Linked DNA regions of Homo sapiens: region 2 is linked to region 1. Evidence: chromatin contacts called from ENCODE Hi-C data. All regions are on one chromosome and are shown on one strand. Each heading gives the region's core, a stretch centred on a gene start or an enhancer-like site at or near the end of the contact. The rest is flanking DNA. Distances are from core to core; before and after follow the strand shown.

The links. A loop is a pair of places that touch in the nucleus more often than their neighbours do. Pooled maps may share reads with other maps.
Region 2: a map with no recorded cell type shows a loop between it and region 1 (14-fold over the local background). The contact joins two enhancer-like sites. A Hi-C loop is called at or near these places in 2 of 37 single-sample maps with no recorded cell type and 4 of 50 pooled maps.

Annotation. Positions count from the first base shown.
Region 1 is chr1:37,674,755-37,677,994 of GRCh38, forward strand. No RefSeq gene overlaps it. Among named protein-coding and RNA genes, the nearest start is that of AIRIM, 14 kb to the right of the region's middle. Within about 2 kb of position 1,542, at least 5 of the 41 ENCODE cell types and tissues checked have a DNase peak (open chromatin) inside an H3K27ac peak, as active enhancers do.
Region 2 is chr1:37,287,501-37,290,766 of GRCh38, forward strand. No RefSeq gene overlaps it. Among named protein-coding and RNA genes, the nearest start is that of MIR4255, 130 kb to the left of the region's middle. RefSeq lists enhancers at 1,665-1,764, 1,785-1,834. Within about 2 kb of position 1,556, at least 4 of the 41 ENCODE cell types and tissues checked have a DNase peak (open chromatin) inside an H3K27ac peak, as active enhancers do.

The DNA.
Region 1 (3,240 bases), core at 292-2,791:
AGGCCCCTGCACCATTTCTACCACTTGGGTCAATTCCCAAATGGGGCTGAGCCCCTTGCTGAGCTGGTAGGGATATAAGAATGGATAAGAAAAAAATAAAATCCTGCAGGAGCTGGATTTAAATTTAAAAAAAAATAGGCCGAGTGTGGTGGCTCACGCCTATAATTCCAGAGCTTTGAGAGGCCAAGGTAGGCAGATTTCTTTTATTTATTTATTTAGTTAGTTATGAGATGGAGCCTCACTATGTTGCCCTGCCTGGTCTCAAACTCCTGGGCTTAAGCGATCTGCCCGCCTCGGTCTCTCAAAGTGCTGGGATTACAGATGTGAGCCAAAGCACCAAGCCCAGCTCAGGTGGATCTCCTGAGCCCAGGAGTTCAAGACCAGCCTGGACAACATGGTGAAACCCTGACTCTACATTTTTTAAAAAAATTAAAAATTAAGTGTTAAAGGGAAGTACAAGTACTGTGCTGAGAAAGGAAGGGTTATTTTCATCTAGGGGTGTAAGAAGAGATAACAAAAAGGAGATGGTGTCTGAGTGGGGCTTGGAAAAATAAGAAAGTGGGTCTCTTTCCCGTAGCAGGAAACAATGTCTTGCCTTTGAGGTGGAGGTGGCAGTTAGGGGATGTTTTCTCTAGCAAAGACCCCAGCTCCTCCATAAGAGCAGGCAGCTTCTTCCAGGCAGAGTGCATTGACTAGAAATCTTTTCTGGAAAATGATAAGAAGGGGCCAGGAGCAGCTGCAGATGACTTAGGGAGTTGGGACTGACAGGCACCTCTTTAGGGCCTGTGGAGATACTGTCACGTAATAGGGATTGCCTGTAGCCAGAAGAGTGGATAACAGGGAGCCTTTGGGAGGGGGACAAGGCCAGAGGCCTCAATGACGGGTAACTAACCTGCTCTGCAAAGGCTCAAACTTCAACTTGGAGAAGAAAGGGTCTGTCCACAGTGCTGGGGCAGCTACAAGCAGTAGGACCAGAGAGAAGCTGGGCAGAACTGGCAACATAATTTGCAGGGCCCAGTGCCAAAGGAAAATCATTCGAAAACTGTTTAGAATTTCGAGAGTGACAGCAGAGCATGAAACCAACCTTGGGAACCCTTGTAAGTGTGGGTCACAGGCACATGAAGCCAGCCCTGAAGTGTGGGCTAGGGAAAGCAAGCAGGGGATAAGGCCACAGGAAGGGCAGCCACAGGAGCCTTCTGACCTAATGGTCTGATCAAAATGAAGAGAACCCATAAACACAGGTGGGTAATCCTGAGACACAGCCAGGGCCACACTCAACCATTCCTAGTTGCACCACTGAGGCCTTTGTAGCTCTCCCAATGACCCAGTCCACCCCAGCCAAACAGCATTCTCCAAGAGTCCAGGTCTCGCCCTATTTGGAGGACAGAGGGCATTTAAATTTCATCTCTCTGTGTTGGGGGAGCTCTAAATGCTGGGAAAAGATGTCATGCCTGGAGACCATCTGGGGAAAAGGCCTCCGGAGCTGTTTCTTTAATTTACAGAACTGACAACTGAGGGTAGGGGCCTTTGGCAAGTACAAAGGGTGATGGCCCAGAAAAGAATCAAAGTATTAATAACGGGCTCGGCTGGCACTGGCCTCCTGTCCCCCGCCCTGGGGTTCATGTGGCAGGGAAGCCTGATGTCTCTGTTTCAACAGTGGGATCAAAACTGGCTTTCAGAGCAACATAAGCCAGGGGTAATTTTTAGCACAGACGTAACTTTCTAGTTCCTTTTTCCTACCCCTCATTTTTCGGTTGCCTTTAAAGAGGCCGCAGAGAACTGAAAAACAAATCCAAGTTTAAAGAGACAAGTGCAAAAATGCAAACTGGGCAAGGGGACAGAGCCGCCAGCTGGACAAAATGTGCCTGGAAAACAGCATCCTCTGCTTGGCAGGTGCCAGGAATTTATGGTTGAGTTTTGCAGACGTTTCATCACATTACAAGCCAGCTCAGGAGACCCTCATAAAACTCTGCTTATATGAAAGAACAAACTAGCTGATAAAAGTCAGCTGTTGCCTATAAACGCACTGTGGGAATTGCAATTGAGTAGCGGATTTATTAGTCTGGGCTCTCTGTGCAAATTAAGAACTGCTCCACACGTTTCAATCAGAAGAGATGAGCCAGAGCAGAAAGGGTTGCTCCCCGCTCACATGATGGCCAGCAGGCCAGGCTGACCCCCACCCCCATCACTTACTCTACTAGAGACCAGAGGGAAGACTCTCACTGAAATTAAGTCACAGAGGAGCTAGTCTCACATTCCCCTATCTCGCCTCCCACAAAAACCCACAAAAACAATCAGTCACTCTCTCCATCCACTGCATTCCCCACACATCCTTCACAATAGCACTTCTCACGAAGAGCTTGCAGATCTGCCTGGCCTACTAAATCATGGACTTCTTTGATTTACCTCTGTATTGCTAATGATGAGTTCTGTGCTGGGCACACTGGGAGGCCTCAGAATGAATGGATATGGATGCGACAGACTCTAAAGCCCCATATACATAAGTTATGACTATCCCACCCCAAACAGCATGGAGGGGCCAGGGGAGCAATGCCGAGGTACCCATTGGACTTGAGGACTGGCAACAAAAAGGGGAAAAGAGGTGCAGTGAGGGAGTTATGAAGGCGTTTCTTCCCCAGAGAAGTGCGGTCTTTGTGGCTAGTCTACCCAGCCATCAATCTCTGTGCTAACTGCTGCCTTTTCTCAGGATGAAGGCTCTTTCTTAAGGAATGACTCTGCAACTGAACTAAGGGTACTTATTAAGGATGCAGATATCTAGCCCCTCCCCACACATACTAGACCAGAATCTCTGGGCTGGGGCCCTACAGTCTCGGAAAAATGACTTTGCTCTACGTGGAAACCAAGAAGGAGCCTTCCAGGAAGGATGGGGAGGAGGACAGTGCCTGGAAGGGGTACCCCTGTCATTCCTTCAGAATCACTGGCTTTCTCCTACCAGGCCCTGGCATCAAAGGCAAAAGTGTAGGACTCTGGTAGACCACGCCAGGATTTGCTCCAACCCTCTTGGCTATGGGGTCAGAAGGAAGGGTAACTGGCAAGGTTGCGGCTGTCCTGGAAGAGGCTTGGATACTTCATGTGCCACGGCCAAGTTGGATGGAGGTAGCTCTGCACTGCAGGATCCATGTCCTGTGCAGGGCTGGGTATCAGAAAACCTCACCCTTGTTACAGCTGAGTAGATGTTAGGCATGCTCTTGCCTTCTGTGGCAGAAAGGCAACAGTGAT
Region 2 (3,266 bases), core at 306-2,805, 390 kb before region 1:
CACTAAGATGACCTTAATTAATATAGGAGTTTTGAAAAAAGGCATGCCTGAGTCCCAATCCCAGATTCTGACTTAATTGATCGGGGATGGAACCCAGACACCAACGTGTTGTAAAAGCTACCCAGGTGATTCTAATGTCAGGGTTGAGGACCAGATTTCAGGCTCAGAAGTATCCATGGATCTTCCCACAAGCGATTCAGCAAGTCATGGAGCCCTACTACATGCCAGGCCCTCTGCTGCTCCCTGGAAGTTTTGTCCCTAAAGCTGATCAAAGACCCAGCTTTGATCCCATATGCATGGCCATGGCTGGGAATCCTGTTGCCCAAGACTTGAAGGCAAGAGGAAGACTGGAAGGCCCCTTTGATTCCTCTAAGAGCCCTACCTTTCTCCCCCTCCCCACCCCAAGTCCTTGCCTACCACCAAGACGAGGACATAGAGGACAGAGTGCAGATTTGTCTGCAGTTGGAGAAAAGTTGAAGAGTCTCCTCTGGGCAGGTCATGATGCTACCCCAGGATACACCAATGCCTTCATATAGTCCCACCAAAATTGGCAGACCCTTGGGATGGCTGGCAACGGAGACATAGTGATGATGAAGACATGTCCACTACCCTCAAATAACTCATAGTCTACTTGCAGACGTAGACTATGGTATTGAGGATGAAGCACAGGTGCCATCCAAAACCATCCTGGGTCCCCCCATCCCAGAGGCAGCACAGGATGATAGAAAAAACACTGAACTCAGAGTCTGGATGCCCATGCTCTCATGCTGCCTCTAGCACTGTCTTGACCTGGTTGGAGAGAAGGGAGCAAAGAGAATGGGACAGGTGACGAAGATAGGGAGAGGGCTGGGACTGGTCTCTACAGATCCTAGAATATGAGGCTCAGGGGCTTGGACTTCATTCTGTAGACTCTCAGGGGCCCGGACTTCATTCTGTAGACTCTCAGGGGCCCTTGTGAGGTTTTGAGCAGGGGCAGGACATAGTCAGAATCATGGTTTGCAAAGGACTCTGTGATGGGGGATGGACTGGTTGGAAGGACAGAGGCATGTGAGAACCTGGTTGGAGGACTTAGTCATGAAGGCAGTGGCCAGTGATAGAGAAAAAGGTGACACCCCAAAGATCTCTGGAGCTCCCTCCTCAAGAGGCAGCAGGATCATTTGGAAAGAGAACTGGATTTGGAGTCTACACCTGCTGCTTCTTCAGCCCGAGAAGCTATTCCTCCCTCTCTTTATTCTCACCTTACAGCTCTGTTCAAAGACCACCTCCTCAGAGAGGCTGTTCCAGATTATTGTATCAAAGTGGATGTCTCAGTTTCTCCCTGCCACACCACCCCATGATTTCCTTTACTGCAATTTCATGATCTATGACTATTATTCATTCACGTGTTTACATCTTTATTTCAAGTTCCATGGGGTCAGTGACCTTGTCTGTCCTGTTTACTGTAAATCCCTATCTCTGGGCACAGTACCTGGCACCTGGCAGATGTTTGCCTCTTCCTGTATTCATGCTTTTTGCCATGAACTTTGCAGTGCCCTCTCATGTGGGTGGGTGTATTTCTCACTTCTCCTTTTGAGTTTCGCCATGTGACCTGCTCTGACCAATCGAATGAGGTGAAGCAATGGTGTGCTAGCTCTAAGCCCAGGCCTCTGGAGGCCTTGTGTATTTCTGCTTGCTCTCTGCCACCACTGCCACAGCCATGAAGAGAACATGCCTAGGCCATCCCACTGGTCTCAGGAGCTGAAGGAGAAGGGGCATGTGAAGCAAAGCCACCTCCAGCCAACCGCAGCCTACATCTGCTGACCCACAGATCAATGGAAATGAATGATTGCTGTTTTAGGACATAGAGTTTGGGGAGTGGATTGTTAGGTAACATTCTCCTCCACCTGTAAAATTAAGAGGCCGCTAGTTGAAGCATCTCCCCTAAAGGTCTCTGGTTTTTCTCTAAACATGGCGGCTCCCAACTTTCCAGTCCTACCTCTTCTGCCTTCCTGAAAAATGGCTTTCCCTTCTCACACGCTCTGCCTTTGCCTCAGCCCTCATAAATAACCATGTGGCATCCACTTCTAGGGGCCAAGTTCATGGCTCCCATGAGCCCCACTTTCAAGACACCTCTTCAGTGGCTTCCGCTTTGCCTGCTTCACTGCGGCCTGGGGGCATGAACAGCTAAAAGCCCTTCTTGGGTTCTGATGTGCAAATCAGAGAGCCCCAGATGGCTGAAGAAGAGCCTGTCCTTGCCAGGACTGCCCTGCCCCACATCCCAGGTGAGATCAGGGAGGGCAGCTGGGCTGGATTTGGAATACAGGGTGCCCATTTGGCCAGGGTGCGAACAGAAGTGAGTCAGAACCTCAGGTCGTGGAATTCTAAGGCTGGAGGGAACTTCAAAGACCATTTGAGACCATTTCTCACCTAACATATGGGCAAACTGAGGCACACGGAAGTAAAGAGACTTGCCCAACCATTCAGTGGCAGAGTCAGGAACCAGATTTCCTGACTCCCAGCCCAGTGCTCATTCCCCGGCACCTGGCTGGTCACAAGCAGGGAAGAGCACAAGCAAAGGTTTGGAGGCTGGAGGTGCGGATTCATTCAACACCATGTCCAGATCACCCGCAGGCAAGGGGCATCCACCATAGGCCAGGTTTTGTGCTAGGGCTAGGGGGTAGGGGGCAGATCTATTGGATGTCAATTCCCATAGTGGGGAGCTTATGCCAGGATCTATGCTGGGTGAGCAACTTTGAGTGCCAACAAGGGCCGGGCCATGGATTGACTGAGTGCTTACTATGTGCAGGTTCTGTGCCAAGTGCCACCCACTTGATGGCCAATGGCTGAAATACTCTGACCACCTCTGTCTCCCTGCTAGTCGCTGTGCCCTCCTTCGAACCTCTCTAATTGGCAGCCTCTTTCTGCCTCTGATCCTTTGTGTCTCTTGCTCTCTTTGCATCTCTGTTCCTGCTTCCTGTATGTATGTCTCTCTCTAGTCTCCCACCTCTTTCTCTTGGTCTCTGGATGAACCCCCTTTTCTCTCTGGGGTTGTATGATTCTTCTCTCTCTTGCTTGTGTTCTCATTTTCTTCTCTCTGTGTGTCTCTTTGTGTCTGTGATCCTACCACCCTCCATATCTCTGTCTCTCTCTCCCAGTCTGTCTCCCCTTCCTCCATTTTTGTACCCTCCACCCTGGGTTCCTGTCCAGTGTCCTCCCCCTGCCCACCCCGGGCTCTGTTCTCTGCCAGCTACAATTACAAGTGCATCTGCTGAAGTAGTCAAGCTCTT